Regions from separate parts of the Homo sapiens genome. Here region 2 is linked to region 1. A link is an interaction called in ENCODE POLR2A ChIA-PET data of the cell type or tissue named here. Cell type or tissue: GM12878. All regions are shown on one strand. Each heading gives the region's core, and the rest is flanking DNA. Links, peaks and the distances in the headings are about the cores only. Region 1 overlaps LRRFIP2 (LRR binding FLII interacting protein 2). Region 2 overlaps GOLGA4 (golgin A4).

The links. ChIA-PET counts read pairs that join two places held together with the same protein. Peaks named below come from ENCODE experiments on the same cell type or tissue, not always from the same donor. Only the 100,000 strongest peaks of a DNase experiment are listed, where the experiment ranks them.
Region 2: POLR2A ChIA-PET joins it to region 1 with 7 read pairs; 2 of 35 experiments call an interaction of 5 or more read pairs at or near these places.

What each region holds. Positions count from the first base shown.
Region 1 is chr3:37,137,582-37,144,568 of GRCh38, reverse strand. The region is part of intron 2 of LRRFIP2 (LRR binding FLII interacting protein 2); the gene reads left to right. It also overlaps the pseudogene RNU6-1301P and the pseudogene UBE2FP1. Among named protein-coding and RNA genes, the nearest start is that of LRRFIP2, 34 kb to the left of the region's middle. In GM12878, for the core only: no CTCF peak of the experiment used is centred there; no DNase peak of the experiment used is centred there; H3K27ac peaks cover 474 bases.
Region 2 is chr3:37,311,023-37,318,009 of GRCh38, reverse strand. It overlaps GOLGA4 (golgin A4), which reads right to left. Exons shown (of 24, transcript NM_002078.5): 11 at 2,412-2,590. Among named protein-coding and RNA genes, the nearest start is that of APRG1, 67 kb to the left of the region's middle. In GM12878, for the core only: no CTCF peak of the experiment used is centred there; no DNase peak of the experiment used is centred there.

The DNA of each region.
Region 1 (6,987 bases), core at 725-5,724:
GAGGTCTTGCTAGGTTGCCCAAGCTGGACTCGAACTCCAAGGCTCAAGTGATTCTCCCACCTTGCCTCCCGAGTAGCTGGGATTACAGGCACCACTACCATGCCTGGCTTGTTTTTGAAAAACATTAAATACAGAAAGATTTTGGCAATAATATAAGTATCCATGAGTCCAACACCCAGCATTAACAAATGTTAACATGTTGTCACAGTTGTTTCAGATCTTTTCTTTAAAATGTTAGGAAGAAAGGAAGGGAGAAAGAGATATAAACCAAGTTTAAGGTCCTTTGTTTCATTCCCCAGGCCTATCCCTCTCCTTCCTCCTATTAAGGAATCAGTGTGATAAAATAAAAATGTGTCCTTCTTGTTCATGTATTAAAAGTTCTAATAACTTCTGAACCTGCCACCTGGAGTCGATGTAGCTATGAGGGGCCGTGTCTCACCACCACTGCCCAGGCCAGGCATGGTGTTGGGCGCCAGGCCTGCCTCACCTGTCTTGGGGTGCCCAGGGTAAAGGCAGGAGTAGCGCTGACACCTGTAAGCAAACTGAAGTGCGATGACAGTCTCGAAGGGTCTGGGACGTCAGCCATAGCATCCGGCCCCAGTCAGAGGGTTCTGTGAGAGACAAGTTGATTGTTAAAGAGGTTGCAGAGCTTGAGCTTATTTACCTTGTACATGTCAAGAGTATTTCCTGATCTAAAAAGCTTCATTGCTTTCTGCTGACTGTAACCCCAGACGAGGGTTACTACTAGGGTGGAAAATTTCAGCTCGAAACTGGACTTCCTGATGCATACAATGTGGTGCCTTCCAAAGTGAAATGCCTGACCAGGATCTGGTACCCTAACATCAGAGATAGGGGAAATATGTCTAAAGTTTACTGAGGACATTCGATTGACAGCACTGGCTGGGCTCCCACGAGATCATTAAAGGATGTTATTTGGAGATTAAATTATTTGTTTACTAATCTTCTGAATTTTGACGATCCACTGAATGTTGAAGCTGCAGAACATCATTTGTAGGACAAGGAGGACTTCTTGAATAAAGTCGATGACTACATCAAGTGTTAATGCCAGATGATAAAAGGAGAAGATTGCAGGCCCATGGACTGTGTGTTACAGTTTGTCTCTAATGTGAAAAAGCAGCAAGAGGCATTGCCTTCTCTCCCCTGTCCCCTGACTCTCCCTCTCATTCCCCTGGATTGTCCCAGTCCTGTGACCATGTTGTCCTGACGAAGACCATCTTCATGACTGCCCGTTGTAGATGGAGAATTCAACATAAAGACAGCAAGAAAACGTATTTAGGTTTCTAAAGAGTTATCTGCTTGTCTTATGTTTTAGGCTGTTCTTGCATTGCTATAAATGCCCAAGACTGGGTGATTTATAAAGAAAAGAGGTTTAATTGGCTTATGGTTTGGCAGGCTGTAGAAGCATGGCACTGGCATCTACTTGGCTTCTGGGGAGGCCTCAGGGAGCTTTTACTCATGGTGGAAGGTGAAGCAGGAGCAGGCACATCATATGGCGAGAGTGGAAACGAGAGCGCAAGGGGGACAGCCAGATCTCACGAGAACTTACTGTTGTGTTGAAAGCACCACGTCGTGAGGGATCCACCCCGATGACCCAAATACCTCCCACCAGGCCTCACCTCCAACACTGGGGATTACATCTCAACATGATATTTGGAAGAGACATCTAAACTATATCACCTTAACATGTTTACTTTTTTGAACTCGTACTGTTTAGGCTGTTGGTGATACTCTTGAGAAGTTGTAATGAACTCAAAATTGAGGCTGGAGCTTTCTTATTCTTTTCCCCAACAAAATTGGTTTTCTCCCGAAGTGATGCTCATGATGTGTTCAGTGTAACTTGCAGATTGGAATAAGAAACCTGCTACAAATTGTGATTGGATACAAATGCCCTTATCCTCTGTGAATGTTGGCCCTATCTACATGTTATGAAGTTTCCCAGAATGCATAAAGTCTTTCACTGTAGACATTTTTATTGAAATGCATATTTTATTTAAGTATATTTTGGACCAATTAAATTAAATTTTTACAATGTAATGCTTTATTTTTTGTGTTCTCATTTTGTATTTTGTATTTTCATTGTATAGGGCAAAGACGTTGGGTTGGCCGAGCATGGTAGCTCACGCTTGTAATTCTAGCACTTTGGGACCAGAGGCCGAGGTGGGCGGATTGTGTGAGCCCCGGAGTTGAGACCAGCTGGCTGGGGCAACATGGTGAAACCCTGTCTCTACAAAAAATACAAAAATTAGCCAGGCATGGTGACACGTGCTTGTAGTTCCAGCTACTCAGGAGGCTGAGGTGGGAGGATTGCCTGAGCCCAGGGAGGTTGAGGCTGTGATGAGCTGGGATCATGCCCTGGGCAACAGAGTGAGACCCTGTCTCAAAAAAAAAAAAAAAAAAAAGTAGGAAAAATGTTGGGTCAACCACCTATTGAAGAGAAATACAAAGAAACTATGAAAGGCATTATTCATTTTGTCCAAATGCAACAAGAATATGGCTCTGAAAAGTCATCTCTTGCTCTCAGGTCCACATGTGGCAAGGACATTTTGGAGCTCTTTGAAACTAGATCTGGATGATAAAAATAAAAACAAACAAACAAAAAGGCAGGAAGCCCATTCTCACATGCTGCCCAGAGGAAACTGGCTGGAGCTGGGACCTGCTGGGGTTGGTGTTCTTGCAGTGATCTTATGATCGTGAGCCAGTAGCTACTTAGAGTGCCAAACCCTGGCTGTCCTGAGGGACAGGATAGATACTCAGGAATCAGCCCAAACAATGTCTGATGCTACTGAGACTGTACCTGTGGCCGCCTTCTGCATTTGCTTTGACTCCGGGCCCTGCCTGGGGATGAGCCTCTTAGGCCTTAGAGGACCAGGATTCAGCAACAGCATATGCCATACTTGGCCAGATTAACACACATTGGAGGAAGAGCCCAGAAGAAAGACAGGTGGATTTACTCCAGCTTTTAAACATTTGAACCAATGAAATCAAATGCGAAATAAATGTTTGGTTTCAAAAAAAAGGTTTAATATGTATCACCATAAACAGCCTTGTTTAATGGGTTTTTGTATATTGCCTTCTAAGAGCTCTATAGACACCGGGGTGTAAAACAGCTAGCACTATGGTGGGAAACTGCCAGAATAGTAAGTAGTTCAGTATAGCTGGAGAGGGGCTAGGGAATGGGAGGAGGTGATGTTAGGGAGGAAATAGGGACCAATCATGAAAGGATTTGTGTGCTGAGGAATTTACATTTGATTTTCAAAGCTGTGGGGAGCCATTAAAGGGTAAATCCTTTTTCAGATTTGAATTACAGTATAATTGCTTTAGCCACCCAGTGGAGAGTGAGTGGTAGAAGGTAGAAGGCAGAAAACAGGAAGCTGTTATAGTTTTCCATTTATTTTTTGAAACAGGGTCTTGCTCTGTTGCCCAGGCTATAGTGCAGTGGTGCAATCTTAGCTCACTGCAACCTCTGCTTCTTGGGTTTTGGGACTACAGGCATGTACCACGACACCCAGCTAATTTTTGTATTTTTTGTAGAGATGGGGGTTTGCTTTGTTGCCTAGGCTGGTCACGAAGCTGTTGTAGTTATCTTAGTGAAAGATGATGAGAACCTAAAATAAGACAATGACAATAGGAATAAAGAGGAAGGTCTGGATAGAAGAAATAGTAAAGAGAATCTTGATGGGAGCAAAGTAGTTGAGACTTAGCAACTGAATATGGAGGGAGGATAGAAAAGAGGAAGGACCCTTATGATGAGTCTTTGTTTCATATTTTGGGTAATGGGGTAGTTGATGGGGAATATAAAAAAGAAGAGGAAGATTAAGGGAATGATTATAAATTAAATTAAGGTTGTATTAAGTCTGAGTTCTAGTGGGAGAGCCTCAGTTTTTTTTTTTTTTTGGAGACAGAATCTCATTCTGTCTCCCAGATTAGAGCACTGTGGCATGATCTTGCGCTACCACGCCCGGCTAATTTTTGTTTTTAGTAGAGACGGGGTTTTCCCATGTTGCCCAGGCTGGCCTTGAACTCCTGAGCTCAAGTCATCTGCCTGCCTCTCAAAGTGCTAGGACTACAGGCATGAGCCACTGTGTCCGGCCTCAATAAATAAATACATGAATGAATAAATAAATAAAGATGCTTCACAAATTTGTATATCATCCTTGCACAGAGGCCATGCTAATCTCTGTATCTTTCCAATTTTAGTATATGTGCTGCCATAGCGAGCACAGCTTCAATTTTTAATAGCAAGTTGGATCAGGATTGTGGGAGAAAATTCTAGCTTGGGCATAGAGATTTACAGACTAACAGTATGGCCCAGGAGAGAATATAGAATGAAAAGAGCAAGAGGTGAAGCTTGAAAACTTTGGTTATATTAACATTTAAGATGCTAGCAGGGAAAAATGTGCTTATGAAGGATGCTGAAGGAGAGAGATGAGAGAATAAAGAGGAAAACCAGGAGACACTAGTATTGGAGAAAGCTAAGAGATGAGAGTTTTAAGAAAGAATATGTGTTTAGTGATATTGAAAGTCCAGAAAAGACAGATGAGATAAGAATAGAAAAATTCTATTGGGTTTGGTAGTTAGAGGTCATTAGTGACTTTTGTGATGAACAATTTCAATAAGGTGATATGAGCAGAAGCCAGATTGCAGTCATTTGAAGAGAGTGAGAAGTGAAGAGGGAGGTGTGAGAAAGCTTAGCTGTAAAGAGAAGATAGGGTAGAATTGGACCAGGGTGAGATTTTTTGCTTGCCTTTTAAAGATCAGAGAGACTTTGAACCTAGTTATGATGAAGAGAGTGAACCAATAGAAGTAGAGAGCAAAGACCCAGAAGAGAGATCAGATAGTTGGGACAAAGTCCTGGGGAGGACATCATAAAATGGAGGGTGTGTATGTGTGTGAGTGTGTGTGACGGGGCTTGGGAGGGTTTGACTTTCAACAACAGAAGAGGCAGCTCTTCAGTAGAACCACAGGGAAAGTAAGAAAGAAGGGAAGACTGGGAAGTCTGTTAGTGGCTTTGGAGGGTGTGAAGCGAATGCCTTCTTCAGACCTTAAAATGCCTTCTGTCATGAAAACATTGGCACAGGAGGGGAAATACTAAAAGTGTCAGAACTGGAATAATGAAAGAAGTGCTGAACTGATAAGGTCTTGCAGAGAAACTTTTTCCATTGATAATTCAGATCATTTACATTATATATCTTGGAAATACCTTCCTGTTTTGTTGTTGTTTTTTAAATAGGCTACACATTGATTGGTACCCATTTTGTTTTTAAAAACCTTGTATGGTTCATTGTGCAGAGCCTCTCCTTCATGTGATTTTGCTTTCTGAGGTTTCAGTTACTTATGTTTGACCACAGTTTGAAAATATTAAATGGAAAATTTCAGAAATAAACAGTTTGTTTATTTTTGTTTAAATCGTGCAGTGTTCTGAGTAGCATGATTAAATCTCACATCATCCTGCACAGGACATAAATCATCCCTTTGTCTAGTGTATCCACACAGTGTATGCTACCTGCTAGATAGTCTCACAGGAGCCGGCTCTGTTATCAGGTTGACTGTCATGGTATCACATTGTTTGTGTTTGAGTAACCTTTAGTTTATTTAATAATGACCCCAAAGAGCAAGAGTGACTCTGGCAGTTTGGATATGCCAAAGAGAAGCCATAAAATTCTTTCTTTAAGTGAAAAGGTGAAAGTTCTCAACTTAGTAAGGAAAAAAATTGTGTGCTGAGGTTGCTAAGATCTGTGGTATGAACACATCTTCTATTCATGAAATTGTGAAGAAAGAAAAGAAAAATCTGTGTTAGTTTTCCTACTGCATCTCAAACCACAGAAGTTATAGCCAGTGTGTGTGATAAGTATATTATGATGGAAAAGACTAGATTTCTGAGTGGAAGACATGAACAGAAACATGTTCTGATTGATGACAGTGGGATAGGGTTTGGTACTATCTGCAGTTTCAGGCATCTCCGGGGGGACTTGGAACTTACTTGGATAAGGGGGAACTACTATATACTTAAAGTACCTACATCCTGAAGAAATACACTTATTTGTGGTTCATTAGATACAGTACTTAAATATACATACCCTTTTCCTCCTCTCAGATAGCAGTCTCAAGTGAAATTCAATTTATGGATTTTATTTTAGGGAAACAGCACTGCCTAGCCCATTGAATAGGTTCCTCCTACTTGTAGACCCATTGGATGGATGGAAAATTTAGAATACGATTGATTGGCCTCACATGAGTCTCTGATTTGGAATGCCACCATGAGCCACAACAAGTTTATTTTAGCCTGTTCCCCTCTGTTTATTTAACTGAAGCAGTAACAAAATCCAAATTTAAATATCAGAAAGTTTAAGAATGCTTTGGGTATTGGGCATCACAGAATATAGCTAATCACGTTTTACTTTGAGACATTTTTACCTCACTTGTTCCTTGTTTCAGGTAAATTGCTTCAGGTAAATTAATTCCACGATGGAATAGTACGGATGGGGATAGAGTTGAGATGGAGAAACTGAAGTTAGGATTAGAAAACTTGATGTATTATAAGTGAAAGTACAAAGAGCCTATTTGGAAGTAGAGGGAGTCTGTTGGAGTAGATGGAGAGGATGGATTCAAGGGATATTGTAAAGGAAGATTTGTTAAGGAAGTAGGAGGTCGTCAGACCTTGGGTTTGAACAAGAGTGACAAGATTCCATTAATGGAAACTGGAAAATAAGGAAGCAAAGCCTGTTGACTGGGGGAAAATGAGACTGATTTTATTCACTCTGGTTTTGGTGCTGACAAGATAGATGTTAGAAATGTAAGTGTTTATTTTGGTAGAGAAGTCAGAGCTTGAGATGCTAGATTTGAGTCATTCTCATTGGCTGGTAGTTGAAACTGGGAATAAAAAATGAGAGTAAAGGCTGTGTACAGTAAAAGGAGATTATCTACATTTGGTTATTAGATACTGTGTATGGTAAAAGGAGAAGATTA
Region 2 (6,987 bases), core at 974-5,973, 170 kb before region 1:
CAGGACCGAACATGTGTTTTTAAATTAAAAAAAAAAATCCACATAGCATTTAAAGAAAAGCCTTATAAATTCAACTACAAGGAAAAAAAAAATTTTCTACGAAAACAAGTTGTAAATAAAGTCAACAAATAACAAACTGAGAAAATTATTTGGCTAAAAGGACGTATGTGCAAAGGCCTAATTCTCACTATAAACAAAGAGCTTCTACAAATCCATAAAAGACCAACAGCCCAATAGAAAAGTGAGTCAAGGATTTCGCCAAATAAATAGAAAAAAATATTTATCATACTGCTAAGAGTTATATATATTAATTTTTTTAACATAAACTTGGAAAGATAAAGTTAGATAATGCCATCTTTATTGGGGGGAAATATATTCTAATACATTGCTTGTCAGGGTATAAATTGTCTTCCACAGACCTCACAGCAACTAGGCAACAATTAAAAATACATGTAATCTTTGCTTGAGTTAATATTCCACTTCTAGGCATCTACCCTAAATAAATACAAATGTGAACAAGTATGGATAAGAATATTCACAGGCCAGGCACAGTGGCTCACGCCTGTAATCCCAACAATTTGGGAGGCCAAGGCAGGTGGATCACCTGAGATCAGGAGTTCAAGACCAGCCTGGCCAACATGGAGAAACCCCATCTCTACTAAAAATACAAAAACTAGCCAGGCGTGATGGCACACGCCTGTAATCCCAGCTACTCAGGAGGCTGAGGCAGGAGAATTGCTTGAACGTGGGGGGCGGAGGATGCAGTGAACCGAGATCACAAGATTGCACTCCAGCCTGGTGACAGAGCAAGACTCTGTCTCAAAAAAAGAAAGAAAAAGAAAAAAAATTCATAACTTGCAATAGCAAAAACTGAAAACAATCTAAATATCTATCAATAGGAAACTGATTAAATTACAGGACATTCATACAATAGAATCTTGAGCAGCCTTTAAAATAAATGGGGTATCACTATGAATTATCAACTACCAATGGCTAAGGAACAATCTCCTAGAAAGATTATTAAGTGGAAAAGCAAAATATAGAACATTCTATATAACATGCTGTCTTTTGTGTTTAAAAAAAGAAAAAACTGAATTTTTAAAAACGATGTCAGGATTGTCCATGTGGTTTTTAAGTTAAAAAAAAAAAATTCAGATACCATTTAAAGGAAAGCCTAATAAATCCATCTATAAGGAAAAGAAAAAAAAATCAGAGAAGAGAAATTATATACACAGGCTATCTCTGGGAAATATACTCAAAAAGGAAAATACCACTTTTCTTTGGGAAAATGGGAATCTTTTCACTACATACTTCATATCTTCTGATTTTTATACCATATGTCTATATTATCACCTTTCAAAATAATACATTATTTTTAAGTTGTTGGAGTCCATGATAACATTACTTATCACATCATATGACTATTTTAAAACTTAAAATATAGTCAGGCAGTTATAGTTAAGGTCTTATATATCCAATAATTGGCCACAAATAATTTCTGCTTTGCAAATTACCTATAGTTCAGCAGGAAGAAGAAAATGAAAGAAATATAATTTGCCCCCCTCAATGCCTGTTATGCACTCATAAGTAAAAGCACAGAAACCTTACCATGAGTTATAGAAATGCATATTGAAACTCTGAAATCCAAGCCTCATCTATTCAGATCTATAATTTATCTTAAGCCATTTTAGTGGCCATAATCAAATATCAAGAATATAAATGGGGAGTCAGTAAAGAAATAGGATAAAATGAGCAAAGTGGCAAGAAAGGCAAACATGACAGGAGGAAAAACAAGCAAAAAAAAAAAAAAGCAGAAAAAAATGGGTGAGGAAGGAAGCTGGGAGCAGGGAGGGGCCATGATGATGACATGTTCATATTTCTGAAAAATTGAAAATCTATGGGATTTTAAAAATTCATTAATTTCTAAGAGATCTTTCCAAAAAGCTAACTTTTAAAGTGAGGTCTATCTATATTAAGAGTAATCAGAACATTAAGTAACAATGATCCTTTAAAACATTTAAACAATCTAGCCCCTCAGTCACTTACTCCCTCATTCCCTCAACACACATTAGGCAAGTACCTTCTTGGCCAAGTTCTCTGGAGGATATACTACTGAAGCAGCTAAGTAGCCTATCTTCAAGGTGCCTAAGAGTCGGGGAGCCACAGAACAGTTAAGGCACATCTCAGTTTATAACATAGTCCACTGGAGAGAAAGCAAAGCTTAAAAGGTTCCAAAGAATTACCTAAGTATTAAATGCATTTATCTATCAAAAATTTTACAACCTGAATATCAGAAAACAGTCAATGTCTAAAATACAAACAAACTCTTCTTTACAGTCAAAGAGTGTAAGGAAAAATACACTTAAATTTCAAATTTGTTGTAGCCCATTTCATTACAGAATTATTCTTACTTTCATTACATCAACAACCTCCTGTTTCACCCGACTTAATTCCTGTTGAAGACTGATGCGTTCCTCCTCACTTGTTTTTTCGATAGTTTTTATTTGTTCATCCATTTCTGCCTTCAGTTTTCTCCGTGCTTCCTCTGTTTTTTGGGCTGTACTCAAAGCTTTTTCAAGTTCCTCAAAAGCTATAATGAAAACAACAGAAAACAAGTATCTCAAGAAATATTATCATTGAGCTAAAGTGTTTTACATTCAATTTTTGAGAACTAAGAGCAGCAGTAGCAGGATAGGTTAAAAAACTCATCACTGTTCTAAGCCAAGAGATACTGGAGTTGTTGAACAAAGCCACAAGAAACGTTCGGTCACCAAAACCAACTTGTCACTGAGTTCTGGATTAGGATATTAAGACTTGTTTATATGAGCCTAAGCTTAGAAGTTTGGAAAAAATAAATTACTGAAGGCTCTCCATTCTCTACCAGTTTCCTTATGGATAGTACATTTAAAGAAATGAAGATATGTCCCTATTTCTGTACTGTATAATTTCAATTGTTTTTCGTTTGCTCTAAAGTTCTTATCATCAATAATTATGTAACACTATTATATACTCACTATGACACTTTTAAGAATGGAAAAACTATTCTTAGGCATATTTTATTTTTAAAAACTTCTTAACTATATAATAAAAGAGCAGAGATTTTTGTTTCTTTTTTAAACATTTACTGGCTGAATATTTTGAAATGAAACTTACTATTTGTATAAGTTTCAAACCAGAGTTGTTTCCAGGTGACCAGAAAGAAATCTTTACCTGATTCAACAGTATTACAGAAAGGCACTACCACAGCAGGGAGTTTTTGGGTAAGATAAGGAAGAATTCAGGCTCTGCAAAAATAATCATCTTGGCTAGAGTAGTAAGGTTTTTTTCGTGTGTGTGTGTGTGTGTGTGTGTGTGTGTGTGTGTGTGTTTGAGACGGAGTCTTGCTCCGTCACCCAGGATGGAGTGCAGTGGTGCGATCTCAGCTCACTGCAACCTCTGCCTCGCGGGTTCAAGCAATACTCCTGCCTCAGCCTCCCAAGTAGCTGGGACCACAGGCATGCACCACCATGCCTGGCTAATTTTTGTATTTTTAGTAGAGATTGGGTTTCACCATATTGTTCAGGCTGGTCTCAAACTCCTGACCTCAAGTGATCCACCCACCTTGTCCTCCCAAAGTTCTGGAATTACAGGCATGAGACACTGCATCTGGCCAGGTCTTTAAGGAAGCCAAACAGCTCAACATTATCAAACAAAATCAGATAGGACGGGTGCAACAGGTGTGTAACTTGGCACCAAAAATACATACATGTGACCCAGCACATTGGCTCATACCTGTAATCCCAGCACTTTTGGAGGCTGAGGTAGGTGAATTACCTGAGGTCAGGAGTTCAAGACCAGCCTGGCCAACATGGTGAAACCCCATCTCTACTAAAAATTAGCCTGGTGTGGTAGCACATGCCTGTAATCCCAGCTACTTGGAAGTCTGAGGCAGTAGAATCACTTGAGTCTGGGAGACAGAGGCTGCAGCAAGCTTCTTAAGATGGTGCCACTGCACTCCAGCCTGGCCGACAGAGCAAGACTTTTGTCTCAAAAAAAAAAAAAAAATACATGTGTGTTTACGTGTATTTGTGTATACAGATGGTCCCTGACTTATGATGGTCTTAGATTTGTCAACTTCACAATGGTGCAAAAGCAATACTCATTCAGTACACTCCTCCACTTAATAATAAAGTTATGTCTGGATAAGCCCTTCACAAGTTGATATTGGTATTTTCAACTTACAATGAATTTATCAAATTCTAACCCCATCATAAGTCAAGGAGGATCTGTATATGCCTGTGTATATGTGTACATATATGTGGGTTGTATATGTATGTATGCATGCACACACACACATGCATTATTTGCATAATGATACCCTAGGAAAATCCTACTGCTACTGTCATCCTAGATTGTTTCCTTTAGTCCTCACAGAAGTCTCCAGCCTTCCCTCTACCATTGAGATAGACTATAAACAAAACTCAGTTTTCAAGATGGGTGTGTAATCCTACCAAGAAACGTATGTCCCAGGGAGACAGTTGTTCACCGACATATATAATATTTTCACTTCCAGTGGTATAAGAAATGTGGGAACTTCAACCTATGGCAGCTCAGAAAAAAAGGTCTTTCATTAACAATTTGGTTTAACACAGTGGTTTGGGCACAGGAATTGCAAACTTGAAGACAAACATCTATTCTAAAGCATTTTATTAAAGGCAAATTGCCAAGAGAAGGGTGAATTCTGGTAACAACAGAGAAATGCAACTTAGTTTGCTCAATAGTTTAAAAAATAATTTATCTGGCAACCATATATCTTTTTTTTTCTTTTGAGATGGAGTCTCATTCTGTCACCCAAGCTAGAGTGCAGTGGCGCGATCTCCCCTCCCTGCAACCTCCGCCTCCCAGGTTCAAGCGATTATCCTGCCTCGGCCTCCAGAGTAGCTGGGACTACAGGTGCCCGCCACCAGACCGGGCTAATTTCTGTATTTTTAGTAGAGACAGGGTTTCACCATATTGGCCAAGCTGGTCTCAAACTCCTGACCTCGTGATCCGTCGCGCTGGCCTCCCAAAGTGATTATCTTTTATATGAAAAGCAAATCTATCCAATTTATTTTATATGTCCAAAGTATAAAACTGATACTCAAATAAGGTCTAAATTTCAAAGGAATATTAATTAGCTGAAATCATTTATAAAGATTCCTATTGCCAGATGCAGTGGGGGGCTCATGCCTATAATTCTAGCACTTCGGGAGGCCAAGGTGGGAGGATTGCCTGAGCCTAGGAGTTCAAGACCAGCCTAGGCAACACAGTGAAATCCCATCTCTACAAAAAAATTAAAAATTAGCCAGGAGCCGTGGCTTGTACCTGTAGTCTGAGCTACTCTGAGCAGCTGAGGTGGGAGGATCACTTAAGTCTGGGAGGTCAAGGCTTCAGTGAGCAGTGATTGTGCCACTGCACTCCAGCCTAGGTGACAAGTGAGACCCTGTCTCTCAAAAAAAAAAAAAAAAGATTCCTATTCTAACTTTACTGGCATTTGCCTGCAAACCCCAAGATGATAATCCTTAGATACAAATATGTTGGAAACAAAAATGGTATCTTTGTTTTACATATTCTTTTACTATAAATTCTAACGTTAAGCATACAGAAAATACGGAAATAATGAACGCTTACTACTAACAAGAAATTAGTTCCCTCACTTAAAAAAATCAGTCAAGTAAAGTGACTAATTATGGGAAAGATTCTGAAACAAAGTGCTTACTGCCTAATTAGTTTGTGTTGAAGGTTTAAACGCTGGAGGAATGAAAAAAGGTTATGACAATGTCTTTTAATGCTTAGGTGTCATCAGCCCCTTTTCATTATTATCCAGCATATAAAATTGCATCTCAGCATTTCTGAGTAATTCACAGAAATATCTTCAATCAGGCTCTGGAGAAACTGAAGACAGTTTTGATACCCTTTCAGCAAAATAAGAGTTTAAATGAAAACCTTTTGTCAATTAAGTAAAATAAAACAAAACTATGTAGTCAATACTAGTGAATTTTCTGTTTTCATTTTTTAAATTCCAGAATCCAGCACAGTATAAAAAAATAAATGTAATGTTCTCACCTTTTCAAACAACAAAAAATCCATGCCACAAGTTCCTGTTTAGATATAATTTTCTGCTAATTAAGTTTTCTAATCTAGTCAGTAAATTTCAGGATATTCTTCTATATACAGTCGAATTTTAGTGTTTAATCCACTAAAAGTTTGTCCAAGTCAATTTATTATCCATCATACAACAATGAAAGTAGGATGGATTTGGTTTCACAGTTCTTTTCATCTAAATTTAACCCTCTCTCCCACTTTCCAGTACCATGTCAGGGAACCAAATAATTTCACACCTAGAAAGAAACCATTGAAATCTTTCATTGACATATGGTAACTGAAGCATCCAAATTTTCCTTCAGATGTTAAATCAACTTGAATATATAAGCCTGATGATAGAACTTTAAAATTGGCTTTAAGCAACGATCCATACCTTGCCATATTTTTAAAAACTAAGAATGCTGAAATGGATCGAGCTCCATTGGGCAATAATGTTTCTTACTAAAGCAGAATTTCTGAGCCAATCAATTACTAATGGCTTTTAACTCTCAACAAAATGCAGTATGTTATACTTCTTTCTGACACAAAACTCACTGCTTTCTGCCTCCCCATCGTGCTTTAAGGAAATGTTAACTGGCCAAAAACAGTGGTGGGGAAAGGCATTTATATTTTATATATTTATAATATCCAAACACAGAAAACGTATTTCAAACCCATTATGGATTCTACACTGTATCACAAATGAAGCCACTTCCTCACAGGAAATCTGCCTCCAACACTGAGTCTCATCACTATGTTTAAAGAGGATATACTGAGAGTTTACTTACTACCCAGAAACATCTCACCTGACCTTGTAACCCCTAGAAATGGTGCCCACAGCCTACTAATATTCTAAAAGTGAATTCCCTACCCTTTCCAAAGTGA